Linked DNA regions of Homo sapiens: region 2 is linked to region 1. A link is a contact called in ENCODE Hi-C or POLR2A ChIA-PET data. All regions are on one chromosome and are shown on one strand. The core of a region is the stretch at or near the end of the contact, and the rest is flanking DNA. Distances in the headings are between cores, read along the strand shown. Region 1 holds the start of LINC02570 (long intergenic non-protein coding RNA 2570). Region 2 holds the start of LINC02571 (long intergenic non-protein coding RNA 2571).

The links. Hi-C counts contacts between places; a loop is a spot of excess contacts on that map. ChIA-PET counts read pairs that join two places held with the same protein, here RNA polymerase II (POLR2A).
Region 2: a map with no recorded cell type shows a loop between it and region 1 (4-fold over the local background). The contact joins the promoter of LINC02571 here to the promoter of LINC02570 in region 1. A Hi-C loop is called at or near these places in 1 of 37 single-sample maps with no recorded cell type. POLR2A ChIA-PET finds 5 or more read pairs at or near these places in 1 of 52 experiments (WTC11).

The regions. Positions count from the first base shown.
Region 1 is chr6:30,845,484-30,852,735 of GRCh38, reverse strand. LINC02570 (long intergenic non-protein coding RNA 2570) reads left to right here and starts at 4,577. Exons shown (of 3, transcript NR_134610.1): 1 at 4,577-4,768; 2 at 5,587-5,699. RefSeq lists an enhancer at 5,047-5,549.
Region 2 is chr6:31,295,372-31,302,929 of GRCh38, reverse strand. LINC02571 (long intergenic non-protein coding RNA 2571) reads left to right here and starts at 1,293. Exons shown (of 4, transcript NR_149115.1): 1 at 1,293-1,458. LOC112267902 (a long non-coding RNA gene) reads left to right here. Exons shown (of 5, transcript XR_926691.3): 4 at 1,076-1,171; 5 at 4,354-6,104.

The DNA of each region.
Region 1 (7,252 bases), core at 3,328-5,827:
ATGGTGGAAAGTGAAGGAGGAGCAAAAGCATGTTGTACATGGCAGCAGGCAAGAGCATGCTCAGGGGAACAGCCCTTTATAAAACCATCAGATCTCATAAGACTTATTCACTATCATGACAATAGCATGGGAAAAACCCGCCACCCATGATTCAGTTACCTGCCACCAAGTCCCTCCCATGACACATGGGGATTATGGGAACTACAATTCAAGATGATATTTGGGTGGAGACACAGCCAAACCATATCATTCCTCCCCTGGCCCCTCCCAAATTTCATGTCTTCACAATTCAACACACAATCATGCCTTTCAACAGTCCACCAAAGTCTTAACTCATTTCAGCATTAACTCAAAAGTCCAACTCCAAAGTATCATCTGAGACAAGGCAAGTCCCTCTTCCTATGAGCCTGTAAATCAAAAGCAAGTTAGTTACTTCCTAGATACAATGGGGGTACAGGCATTGGGTAAATACACCCATTCCAATGGGATACATTGGCCAAAATAAAGGTGCCACAAGCCCCATACAAGTCTGAAATACAGTAGGGCAGTCATTAAACCTTAACGTTCCAAAATGCTCCCCCTTTGACTCCATGTCTCACATCCAGGTCATGCTGATGTGAGAGATGGGCTCCCACAGCATTGGGTAGTTCTGCCTCTGTGGCTTTGCAGGGTACAGCCCCCCTTCCAGCTGCTTTCATGGGCTAGTGTTGAGTGTCTCCAGCTTTTCCAGGTGCATGGTGTAAGCTGTTGGTGGATCTACCATTCTGGGGTTTGGAGGATGGTGGCCCTCTTCTCACAGCTCCACCAGGCAATGCCCCGGTGGGGAACTCTGTGTAGGGGCTCTGACCCCACATTTCCCTTCTGCACTGCCCTAGCAGAGGTTCTCCATAAGGGCTCCACCCCTGCAGCAAACTTCTGCCTAGACATCTAGGCATTTACATACATGCTCTGAAACCTAGGCAGAGGTTCTCAAACCTCAATTCTTGACTTCTGTGCACCCACAGGCCCAGCACATTTGTAAGCTATCAAGGCTTGGGGCTTGGAACCTCTGAAGCAATGGCCTGAGCTGTAGGTTGGCCCTTTTTAGCCACAGCTGGAGCTAAAGTAGCTGGGATGTAGGGCACCATGTCCCCAGGCTGCATAGAGCAGGGGTCCCTTAGCCCAGCCCACAAACCCTTTTTCCCTCCTAGGCCTCCAGGCCTGTGATGGGAGGGGCTGCTATGAAGTTCTCTAATATTCCCTGGAGACATTTTCCCCATTGTCTTAGTGATTAACATTCCACTCCTCTTTACTTATGCAAATTTCTGCAGCAAACTTGAATTTCTCCCTAGAAAATGGGTTTTTCTTTTCTATCGCATCATCAGACTGCAAATTTTCCAAACTTTTATGCTCTACTTCCACTTGAACAGCTTTACCACTTAGAAATTTCTTCTGCCAGATACCCTAAGTCATTTCTTTCAGTTCAAAGTTCCACAGATCTCTAGGGCAGGGGCAAAATACCGCCAGTCTCTTTGCATAGGAAGAGTGACCTTTACTCCAGGTCCCAACAAGTTCCTTATCTCCATCTGAGACCACCTTAGCCTGGACAAATATTGTCCATATCACTGTCAGCATTTTGGTCAAAGCCATTCAACAAGTCTCTAGGAAGTTCCAAAGTTTCCCACATTTTCCTGTCTTCTGAGCCCTCCAAGTCTTGAGGAAGTTCCAAACTTTCCCACATTTTTGTGTCTTCTTCTGAGCCCTCTAAACTTCTAACCTCTGCCTGTTACCCATTTCCACATTTTCAGGTATCTTTATAGCAGTACCCCACTTTACTGGTACCAATTTACTGTATTAATCCATTTTCTTTTTTTATTTTTATTTTTGAGACAGTCTTGCTCTGTCACCCAGGCTGGAGTACGGTGGCACAATCTCGGTTCACTGCACCCTCCACCTCCCAGGTTCAAGCAATTCTCCTTCCTCAGCCTTCTAAGTAGCTGGGATTATAGGCGCCAACCGCCATGCATGGCTAATTTTTTTTGTTTGTTTGTTTAGTAGAGATGGGGTTTCACCATATTGACCACCAGGCTGATCTTGAACTCCTGGCCTCAAATGATTCACCTGCCTCGGCCTCTCAAAGTGCTAGGATTACAGGCATGAGCCACTGCACCCAGCCGTATTAGTCCGTTTTCATACTGCTATGAATAAATACCTGACACTGGGTAATTTATAAAGAAAAAGAGGTTTAATGCATTCACAGTTCCACATGGCTGAGGAGGCCCTCAAAATCATGGTGGAAGATGAAGGAGGAGCAAAGGCATGTCTTACATGGCAGCAGGCAAGAGCGTGTGCAGAACTACCTTTATAAAACCATGAGATCTCATGAGACTTATTCACTATCACAAGAAGAATAGCATGGGAAAAACCTGCCCCTCATGATTCAGTTACCTCCCACCAGGTCCCTCTCATGACACGTGGGGATTAAGGGAACTACAATTCAAGATGAGATTTGGGTGGAGACCCAGCTAAACCATATCAGACACCATTCTAATGGAAAACAGCTCAGCTGAAAGAATCCTGCCAAGAACTCATGCTACCTGTCTGTGCAGCAATTCAGAGTCATGAATTCTTGTTAAGCTATGTGATTTTTCTACGAGGATGCCAAGTTTACTTTCTGATTAATGGACCTCTCTTAATCAGAAACAAGCACAATTTACACTCATAATTTTTTGCCAAAATATATAACCTTAAACATCACCTCTCTCCCCTGCTTGTCAGTTCTCATCAATTAATCTGGTCTGAAGAAGAAAAAAAAACTCAGTTAAGGGAAACCAAGTGCACAGAGGATTTCTTGAAGAATATATTTTGCAGATTATGCAATTACAGACATTTGCAGCACTGTGAATTTGGACTGTTTGTTTTAACCCTTCACAGAATCTCTTACAGTGAATTGTGCTTTGGCAGTCGGCTCTCAGCTTGCAGGGACTCAATAAGAATGGGATGTAATGCAAAATAATTTATGGATGATATGGCACAATGTGTAGAATTTGCTTTAAAAGATCTCCAGCTGAAAAAGTGGTAGGAGTAGATTAAGTGAGTATGGTCAACTTTTGACAGTTTTTAAAACTTTGTGATGGATACAGCAAGACTCATTATATACTCACGGCTTCTGTGTATGTTTGAAATTGTCATCATAAGCAGAGTTTTTTAAAAGAGGCATAAGAAGTTCACCATTGTCTTTACTATAGGGATATTGTTAAAGATTTATTTTATTCATTACTTTGCAAACCAGTATACTTTTGACAAGAAATTAAGAATGATCTTAAAACTTAAATAATACTTATCTTAGTCCTGCCTAGTACAAAGTAAGCATGTAATAAGCAACAGTTATTGTTTATTGTGTAATGATCTCATCAGAATTCATTTGTGGGTATTAGTAGCCTGACCTCCTTGGAACTTGGAGGTTTCCTTTGATATTGGACAAAGTACAAAGAAAACAGTATCTTCTGTAAGGTTAGTTGTAAGAGGTTTTCTGGTAGCATACTGAATATAGGAAGAATTTCTGAAAGAACCTTTAAGAACTCTAGTGTCTCAATCCAGAAGGTAAAAATTTAATATGAAGTATTAAAAAAAAATGCACCATGACTAACCAGGAGTACAAAGATAGCTCTATGTTTTAAAATATATTCAAATGTATCATATTCAAATATATTCAAATTTTAAAGATAGTTTTATATTTTAAAATATATTCAAATTTATCATCTCTGTAGGCCAAAGAAAATAAGCCATATTATCACCTTGATTATGATAAATGGTTCAACTGGCTAACATTTGAAAAACAATAATAATTAGAATTATCTCTCTATACTCAAAATCAATTCCATATGAATATAAATGTGGAAATTTTTTAAAGTGCCAAATGAAAACAAGGGATGAGATTAGGGAGGAAGAAAACTACTCTGTGCTTCCTGGCTTCATCTTTGATCCTGTTCCATCCTCAGAGATTGCAGAGTAAGTAAACTGTGACAGCTCTCTCACTTTTGCATCTTGACATATTCCCCAACCTCTCTCATCTACTTGAATGCCGATTCCTTTATTGCATTCTAGGCTTTATTACATCAATTTTTCAATTCCTGCAATAACTAGATTCCATAATAAGAAAAGACTGTACTTGGCTGATTTCTTTCATAATGTACCTATTAATATTTAAGTGTGAATTCCTTAAAGCTCTTGTGATAGGCTTCTCAAGGCATGGCAACATTCCTCACCTCTCTTCTGCTGTATCATATTATATTACTGTGTCTCTGTGATAACAATAAAGAATTTGACTGCCCTTTGTCCCTGGTTCCTAGGAGGGAAACTAAATCCTTGGAATCTCCTGAGTAATATGAGTATCTTTGTTATTCATGAGCCCCTTGGATCACACCTGGGCTTATGCTAAGAGAGAACTCACGATGGGAGGTTGGTCATCAGAAAGATCACATAATAAAAGGATTGGGCCTTAGAGCCAGCCCAACCTCGACGGAGGGTGGGAGGACTAGAGATTGCGTTCAATTCGGTGGCAAATGAGTCAACCAATTGTGCCTATGTAATGAAAACTCTGGACGCCAAAATTTGGTGGAGCTTCCTGGTTGGTGAACACATCCATGTGCCAGGAGGGTGACACAACCTGATTCACAGAGAGAAGACACAGAAGCTCTGCATGGAAGACCCGCCCAGACCCCGCCCTACGTGTGTCTTCATTAGTCTGGTCCTCCTGATTTGTATCCTTTGTAACAAGCCTGTAATCGTAAGTATAACATTCTCCTGAGTTTGGTGAGTTGTTCTAGCAAATTATCAAACCCGAGGGGGTTGTGGGTACCCCCCAGATTAGTAGCCAGTTGGTCAGAGGAGCGAGTAGCCTGGGGACCTCCACACTTGTGGCTGGCGGCGGAAGTGAGGGCAATCTCATTGGGGCTGAAACCTGTAGTTAGTGTTGTGCTGCACTATTCCAGTCCCTTATCCACCTACATTCCTCATTTCCTTGTCGGGGCCTTGCTGTGATGTCTCCATTTGGGTGATTTCATAAAGGTTAGAGATGAGGGAGGGCAGATTTACCTGGAGAACAAATTCCTAGGCCTTTTGATACTTTTTTTTTTTTTGAGACAAGGTCTCGCTCTGTTACCCAGGCTGAAGTGCAGTGGTGCAATCCAGGCTCACTGCAACCTTGCCTCCCAACCCCCACCCCCACACTCTGGGCTCAAGCGATCCTTCCACATTAGCCTCCAGGGTAATTGGGACCACACGTGCGCACCAGCACGCCCAGTTTTGTTTTTGGTTTTTTTTTTTTTTTTTTTTGTATTTTCAGTAGTGAAAGGGTTGCCCAGGCTGGTCTCAAACTCCTGAGCTCAAGCAATCTGCCCCCCTCAGCCTCCCCAAAGTGCTAGTATTACAGGCATGAGCCATCGCGCCCAGCCAATATACATTCTTAACAATTTTTTACTTACCAATTCTCTGTTCTGGCTTTGTATCTCTGATTTTACTAGATTATCCCTGTTTTGGCAAACACTAACAATATTTATATAAGTTTAGCCTATATGCCTTAAAGACGTTTTCTCCTACTTCCAGAACTTTCTCAGTTGTGTGTGTGAGTACGCCTGGCTTTTCATCAAAGAGCTTTGCCGTCTTGATGCTTCCTTTTCTGTGAACACAGCAATAAATAGATTCTGCAGAACAAATGAGTGAGTAACTTTTTTTTTTTTTTTTTTTTTGAGACAGAGTCTCGCTCTGTCACCCAGGCTGGAGTGCAGTGGAGCTATCTTGGCTCACTGCAGCCTCTGCCTCCTGAGTTTAAGTAACTATTGTACAATAGTGATCACTGCCACAAAGTCAAGTATACATTGTTTATAATCTCTGAATTGAAGTACAAATTTTACTTTCTCTTTTTTTTTTTCCTTTGGAGATGGAGTCTCCCTCTGTCACCCAGGCTAGAGTGCAGTGGCAGGATCTCAACTCACTGCAACCTCCGCCTCCTGGGTTCAAGTGATTCTCCTGCCTCAGCCTCCCGAGTATCTGGGATTACAGGCACGTGCTACCATGCCCGGCTAATTTTTTGTATTTTTAGTGGAGACGGGGTTTCACCATGTTGGGCAGGCTTGTCTCGAACTCCTGATCTCAGGTGATCCTCCTGCCTTGACCTCCCAAAGTGCTGGGATTACAGGCATGAGCCACCACACCTGGCCTTTTTTTTTTTTTTTTTTAATAGAAATGGGCTTCCCCACCTACCCCCACCTGGCATGGTGGCTCATGCCTGTAATCCCAGCACTTTAGGAGGCTGAGGGGGGTGAATCACCTGAGGTCAGGAGTTCGAGACCAGCCTGGCCAACATGGTAAAACCCCATCTCCACTAAAAATACAAAAACTTAGCCGGGCATGGTGGCACGTGCCTGTAATCCCAGCTACTCAAGAGGCTGAGGCAGGAGAATCACTTGAACCCAGGAGGCAGAGGTTGCAGTGAGCTGAGACCGCGCAATTGCACTCCAGCCTGGGCAACAAGAGCAAAACTCCATCTCAAAAAAAAAAGAAAAGAAAAGAAAAGACAAAAAAAGAAATGGGTTCTCACTATGTTGCCTAGGCTGCTCTGGAAATCCCAGGTTCAAACAATCCTCCCTCCTTGGCCTTCCAAAGTGCTATGATTACATGTGTGACCCACCATGCCCAGCTCTAAATATCTTTAATTGTAAGTGTGTAGCATTCCATACAATCCAAGCACAGTTTTATATAATGGGTTGAGCTAGATCAACAAGGTTATAGATGGCTGGTTCATGATCACCAGGTTGGTGGGTAAAATCAGCCATTAATCTCCTATGAAAGGCCAGGTACAGTGGTTCATGCTTGTAATTCCAGCACTTTGGGAGGCCAAGGCAGGTGGATTGCTTGAGCTCAGGAGCTCAAGACCAGCCTGGCCAACATGGTGAGACCCCTCTCTACTAAAATACAAAAAACTAGCCGGGCTTGGTGGTGGGTGCCTGTAGTCCCAGCTATGTGGGTGGCTATGGCAAGAGAATTGCTTGAACCCGAGAGGCGGAGGTTGCAGTGAGCCGAGATGTTGCCACACTGCACTCCAACCTAGGCTACAGTGAGGTAGGAGTTATTAAGAAATTATTTTAGGCAGATAGAGAGGAAAAAGGTCCATGGAAAATTTTTCACAGCTCTTGTCTAGCATGAAAGCCCTGGCTCTTAGACTTGGGCCAGCAACCTTTGATATGCAAACGCTAGCTGTTAGAAACTGGGT
Region 2 (7,558 bases), core at 44-2,543, 450 kb before region 1:
CCTGGGAGACAGAGTGAGATTCTGTCTCAAAAAAAAAAAAATGGCATTAATTAAAAAGTCAAAAAACAATAGATGTTGGCATGGATGGATTACACTGCTGGTTGTGAGAATGTAAATTAGTACAACTACTATGGAAAACAGTATGGAGATTCCTTAAAGAACTAAAACTAGATCTATCATTTGATCCAGCAATCCCACTACTGGGTATCTACCCAAAGGAAAATAAGTCATTATATGAAAAAGACACATGCACACGCATGTTTATAGCAACACAATTCATAATTGCAGGGATGTGGAACCAGCCTAAGTGCTCATTGACCAACCAGTGGCTAAAGAAAGTGTGGTGTATGTACACCATGGATTACTACTCAGCCATAAAAAGGAATGAAATAATGCCTTATGTAGCAACTTGGATGGAGCTGGAGGCCATTATCCTAAGTGGAGTAACTCAGGAATGGAAAAACCAAATACTGAATGTTCTCACTTATAAATGAGAGCTAAGCTATGAGGACACAAAAACATACAAAATGACATAATGGACTCTAGGGGCTTGTTGGTGGAGGTTGGGAATAGGGTGAGGGATAAAAGGCAACACTGGGTACAGAGTACACTGCTCGGGTGATGGTGCACCAAAATCTCAGAATTCACTACTAAAGAACTCACACACATAACCAAAAACTACCTGTCCCCCAAAAACTATTGAAATAAAAAAATTTTTTAGATAAATGTGGGGTTGATTTGTAATTTAAAATTTATTTTGAATAGCTAATACAAGAACAATATTTAAAAGATTATAATAATAAAAATGTGTATAGTGTGCAAAGCAAATTTCGTTCTCCACCCCATCCACAATTCTTCCAAATTCCTTGCCTGGATGCAACCACTGTTACCAGTTTCAGCAAGAAATTAAGACAGAAATTAAAGTTCTGCTCCTCATAATAATCACGATCAATTATCCCTGCTTATACAGTAACCCCTCCTTTTCCCAACAGCCTCCTAGCATGAGGAACCCAAATTGAACAGGTAACAAACATACCCCTAAACGTAATGTAACTTGTACTCTGTTCCATGGTAGGAACTTCCTTCTCTGGGATCCCAAACTCCTAGACCAGCTGAGTACGTTGAGGGGATGGGAAGCACCAACACCCCACGCGGGTTACCGGAAGTGCTGGTGAGTATAGTCATTCCTTCTTCCAGCACTGGTGGTTAGAGACTTACTTACTCTACCTGTTGGAGACTTGGCACTATGTAACAGCTGCTGCCATAGCCTAAGTGTATGCTTCATCCTGAAGGACATTACCCATCCTGATAGGATGTGATCTTCAAGATAAAACCCAGCTGCACCCTCAAGAGACCATTCCACTGCTCTATCAGCTGGCAGCGTGTGTGATGCAGTATGGGGTAGAACCAGGAGATCTCATGGTCGTGTGCCCACTACCAGACAGCGTTCGCTATAAAGTAGGTCCCTTAGTCTGGGGCAATGTTATGTGGTTCCCCTATTAGAAGATCATACATATGTGAGCCCTTAGATAACGTTTCTGAGTGTGGCACTATGGGAAGAAAGAACAAACTCATACCGCTAATACAAGGCAAGCTAAATCTGACAGAACCCCTGCCTTTTTCATTGTGAAAAAGTAAGAGTAGAATCAATTTGCCATCAAATTGCTCATTGGCCTCCATAAGCAAAGGTAATCTGTTGGAGTTTATTTATCGTTGGAAGGTAGGTTGTGACAATAACCACGTCAGCCATGCTGAAGGGAGCCCAAGCCTTGGGACCCACCCACAGTGCATCTCTTCCACCATAGATACTGCTTTCAAGAGCCTGTTTCATGAGCACTGGGATGGTTAAGGACAGAGGCTGGCTGATGTGTACCAAATGATTCATCCTGTACACCTGGTTGTTTAGACTACTTGTATAGAGGGTAATTTTTGCTGAGTATTAACATCTGATACAAAAGATCCAAGCACTTTGTATCTACTGTATGCCTCTTTCCAGATATTCCTGTTCCTGATCTTCCTATCTTGCTCCTTCCAGGCCCCGGACCCGCTATTTAAGCCATTTGCCGTTGCCTATGAGTCTGTGCATGTTCTCACCTCAGGCCACTTCTGTCTACACAAAGTGGGCAAATCAGAGCCCCACCTGCCTATTGGCAGGACCCTCTTCAGCACTGTCTCTGCTCATTCCTGAGTTGCCCACACTGCAGACACACTCTACTGCTGCCTCACACCAACACACTAAGCTGGCATGTTTATGAAGAAGCTCAGAATTTTCCTCTTAAGTCAGCTGGTCATAGAAACTACCCATAAGGTCATTGGTGAGAGTCGAGGTCAAGGCAAATTTCCAGCAGTGTGAGGTGACATGGGGTCTGAGCAATGTCTGTATGTAATTAACATCAGTACTCAGAACATACATACTTTAACCCAGGGGTCAGCCAGTGGTTTCAGTAAAGGCCCAGATGGTTTCCCTTTGCTGTGTGTGTGTTCATTCCCCTCTCCGAAGCTATGTGTAACCCCATAGGGATCACAGGGGTTCCCATCAACCACAGCCAGTTACATCCACAAAAGCCTTGATCCTTGTTAGCAGATGGGAGAGGGTGGCTTGGAGGATTGAAATCCCTACTTCATAGGACTCTGGATACTTACACAGTTGCTTCCTCCTGTGCTTCTACATGAATCTCAGCACTGTATTTAGGACACCGTCTGCACTCTTATTCTTCATGCAATTCTGTTTGCTCCTCAGATGGCCGCTTTTCCTTTGAAGCTCAACAGTGGTCATCACGTACTTGGGCTGAGGGTTACTGGTTAACTCTGTGGGATTCTGGGATCAGTTCCTTCCCATTCTTAGCCATCCCTGTGCTTTACAAAACTTAGCTTCACAATTATACTCATCTCTCTCTGTGTGCACCTCTAAGAAATTACTGATAAAACACTTGAGTTTTTTGAAATTACAAAAATATATACAAGAAAATGTTTATGGGGCCATTGATTAGCATGGAAAAGCATAAACTTTCCTGTTTTCTGCCTCTCATTAGAATTTAATCCCCCAAAATTGAACTCATTCCAAACTTCTGGCTTAACTAGGAGTTGCTGTAGCCAGCCTATTCTAGACAGCATCCTGTAAGCCCCTGGGATTGGCAGACACAAGACCACTTTTTCCATTCATATATGTGGTTCTGTTCTGGCCAGATCAACGGACTTCCAGTGCCCTTCTTGAGTCATACTGAGGTAAATTACTCAGACCACGAACTCACATTTTTAAATAAATAAAATAGCAGCATAGTTAATAATTTATTTATCCCATTACTGGGCATATACCCAAAGGATTATAAATCATTCTACTATAAAGACACATGCACACATATGTTCACTGCAGCACTATTTGCAATAGCAAAGACTTGGAACCAATCCAAATGCCCATCAATGATAGACTGGATAAAGAAAATGTGGCACATATACACCATGGAATGTTATGCAGCCATAAAAAAGAATGAGTTCATGTGCTTTGCAGAGACATGGATGAAGCTGGAAACAATCATTCTTAGCAAACTAACACAGAAACAGAAAACCAAACACCGCATGTTCTCACTTATAAGCAGGAGTTGAACAATGAGAACATGTGGACACAAGGAGGGAAACATCACATACTGGGGTCTGTCAGGGGATGGGGGCAAGGGGAGGGATACCATTAGGAGAAATACCTAATGCATGCGGGGCTTAAAACCTAGATGACGGGTTGATGGATGCAGCAAACCACAATGGCACATGTGTACCTATATAACCAACCTGTACATTCTGCACATATATCCCAGAACTTAAAAGTATAATTAAAAAAAGAATTTATTTCATTTGTGTAGTCCATTAAATTTTTTGTACATTTTTTAAACCTGCACTTTTCATAGTTTTTGATACATCCTTGCTCCAATAAATAGCTTGCTAAAACTACTAAATCTCATAGATATACCAATGGTTTGCATCATCTAATGGCACATTTGCTTGTCAAACTGAGGTCAGCCAGTCCCCCTTCATTCACTGTTAGTAACTCATGTGTTGCATTGTTAAAAACCCAGTATCACCTCATCTCCCCTCTAGCATCTTCTCTGCAGAGGAGAAGCCAGGCACTATATCTCCCAGGATCCCCTTCCCTGTATAGTTCCAGTTTACATTTTCCAGTGAGAGAGACTTGCCTAAGAAATGGGGCCCTGGAGAGATGGTGGGACAGACCTGTACCCATCAGTGGTGGCTGCAGGTAGAGGAGCAGGCAGATGTCAGGTTCTCAGTGGCTTCCCTGCTAGGCTAGAGACCCACCTGCTTTGCTTGTGTGGACTAAGATGAGTGATAAGAGCTTTCTCATAGGTTCTGGAGAATATAGCAATCTCGCAGCAGGATTCTGAGAACCTCCCATCCATGCTTCAAGCTGAAGTCTTCAGTATATGCTTCCCTGACCTCCCTACTGCAGCTTCCAGGAGCTCCAATGGTGACTGGTATTATTATAGTATCCTGCTGCTGCTATAACAAATTACCACAACTATGTGGCTTAAAACAACACCAATGTATTCTCTTATAGTTCTGGAGGTAAGAAGTCAAAAATGTGTCACTATGGGCTAAAATTAACATGTCGTCAGAGCTGCATTTCTTCTGAGGCTCTAAAGGAAAATCTGTTTCCTCACCCTTTCCAGCTTCTTGGGGCTGCCTGCATTCTTTGGCTTGTGGTCTCTTCCTCCATCTTCCAAGTCAGCAGTCACATCACTTTGACCTCTGATTCTGTTGTCACAGCTCTAACTCTGATGCTGCTTTCTACTCCTTTCACTTATAAGGACTATTGTGATTACATCGAACCTGCCCAGATAATCCAGGATAATCTTCCCATCTCAAGAGCCTCAGCTTAATCACATCTGAAAATTTCCTTTTGCCCTATTAGGAGACATTTTTATAAGTTCCAGGGATTAGGACACAGACATATTTAGGAGACTGTTATTCTGCCTGTCACATGACTTCACCAATATTTGCTACCCGTGGTTTCCAAACATTAGTGTATGCTCTTATTTCTATTTATTCCTGAAATACCAGAGTGAGTCTGTTTTTCTGAAAACAGCTCACTAATGCCCAGAGGAGCTCAAAAATTTTCTGTCTGTTGTCTCAAAGTCTCCAAATTGTACTGATTCTTCAACGTGCATGGCTGTAAATTAGGCAATAATCTTGCTGGGGTGTTGGAAGGAAAAGAAAGGGAATGATTAGACAGCCCTTCTGATTCGGGACAGAATCTGATTCGGGACACTGTCCCTGATGGCTGGCCATCTTGGGCTGTAATCCAGTTTCCCTCCCACGTAGACCCGGTCATTTCTGACTCCCCAAGAGGTTTTCACAGTATTCATGTCCACTTCCTTCATCAGTCATCTTCTTGTCTTATATCTCCATGTTTACATTTTTCTTCTCTTCTACCACTGTAGTTCTGCCTTGATTCTTCAGCCATTGCCTTCCTTTTGCATGCATGTGCTTCAGCCAGTTCTCTAGGAAGACATTCCAGACAGCTCATTATCACTTGTTACTATGTTTATTTGACTGCAGAGCTTTGAAGATTTGTAACTTTCTATTTTTTAAATTTTAGTGTAAAAATAATTCTTGCTCACAGTAGGAAATGAAACAATCAAAATATGCATAAATATACTTTTAAATCTCTCCTTTCACTAAATCCAAACCCACTTAACTAAGGTGATTACTATTGTATCAGCCTACTCTCTGCATGTCTACTTTCTTCACTTGCACGCAAACCATAGTGAGTGTTTTTATCTGGTAGCTTTTGTTGAGCTGTAATGACTATAAGTTTTATATGTAATTTAATCATTTTCAGGGCAACTTGAGATATAATTTAAATAGTATAAAATCCGCACATTCAAAATATACAATTCAGTGGCTTTTAGAATATTCACAGTTGTGCCTCCATTACCACAATCAATTACAGATCCTTTTATCTCCTCCCAGCCCTGCAGAAAAATCCATATCCAAACCCCAGCCCTAAGAAACTACCAACCTATGTTTTAACTCTACAGATTTACCTATTCTGAACATTTTATGTAATGAAATTATACAACATGTGGCTTTTTGTGTCTGTCTTCTTTTACTTACCGGAACATTTTCAAAGTTTGTGTGGGTCGTAGCTTGTATCAGTACTTCACATCTTTTTCATCGCTGAATTACATTCCATTGTATGGATATATCACAATTTATTTATTAGTTGGTGACATTTTTGTCCTTCTCATTTGGATTGTGATTAATAATGCTGCTATAAACATGGCATATAGGTTTTTATGTGAACTCATGTTTTCATTTCTCTTGGGTATACTGTATCATAGGAGGGGATTGCTGGGTCATGTAATAACTTAATGTTCACAAATTTGAGCTACTGCTAGCCTGCTTTCTAAAGGGGCTATGTCTCTTAAATCCCCACCAGCAAAGTGTGAGTATTCTAGTATCTCCACATTCTCATCAACACTAATTATTATCTTTTTAATTATAGCCATTCTAGTGGGTGGGAAATAGTATCTCATTTTTGGGTTGATGTGCATTTCCCTGATGCTTAATGATGTTGAACATGTTTCTATGTGCTTATGGGCCTTTTGTATATTATTTGTCTTATTATTATTATTATTTATTGTTTATTATTATCTTATTATTAATATTATTATATTGAGTTACAACCATTCTTTATATATTCTAGATACAAGTCCTTTCCTTGCCAGATATAAGATTTGCAAAACTTTTCTCCCATTCAATGAGTTTCTTTTCACTTTCTTGATGGTGTCCTTAGACTCACACATTTTTAATTTTGATGATGTTCAATTTATCTTTTATTTCCTCTTTTTGCTTGTGCCTTTGGTATCATTTAAGATCAGGTATTTTTACCTAATCCAAAGTCATGAAGATTTATGCTTATGTTTTCTTCTAAGAGTTCTCTAATATTAAGTCTCACATTTAGGTCTTTGATACACTGAGGTAATTTTTATATGTGGTGTGAAGTAGGGATCCAGCTTTATTCTTTTGCATAGGGATAGCCTGTTGTTTCTGCACTGTTTGATGAAAAGATAATTTCTTCCCCTCACTGAATTATATTAGCACTGTTTTATAAAACCAATTAACCATATAAGTGAAGAGTATTGCTGGGCCCTCAATTTTCTTCTGACTTCATTGTTTTTAATGCTATTGTAAGTTGGATTTTTAAATAACATTTGTATTAATGCATTGATACTCTATAGAAGCACACTCAATTTTTGTATTTTGATCTTGTAGCCTACCAATGTGCTAAACTAATTTAGTATTAGTGGTTTAGTAGTTGCTAAGCTTGTTTTTAGTGAATTCTTTCGTATTTCTATATAAGATTTTATCATCTGCAATTGAGATAGTTTTACCTCTTGCTTTTTAATCTAGATGACTTTTATTTCATCTTATTGCTCATTGTAGCTTTTGAAAAATTACATTGTATTCACAGTGCCCTACCATTTGATATTTTTATTTCTATTATATCATGAACATCCTTTGAATTTCACAGAAAAAATGGTTTAAC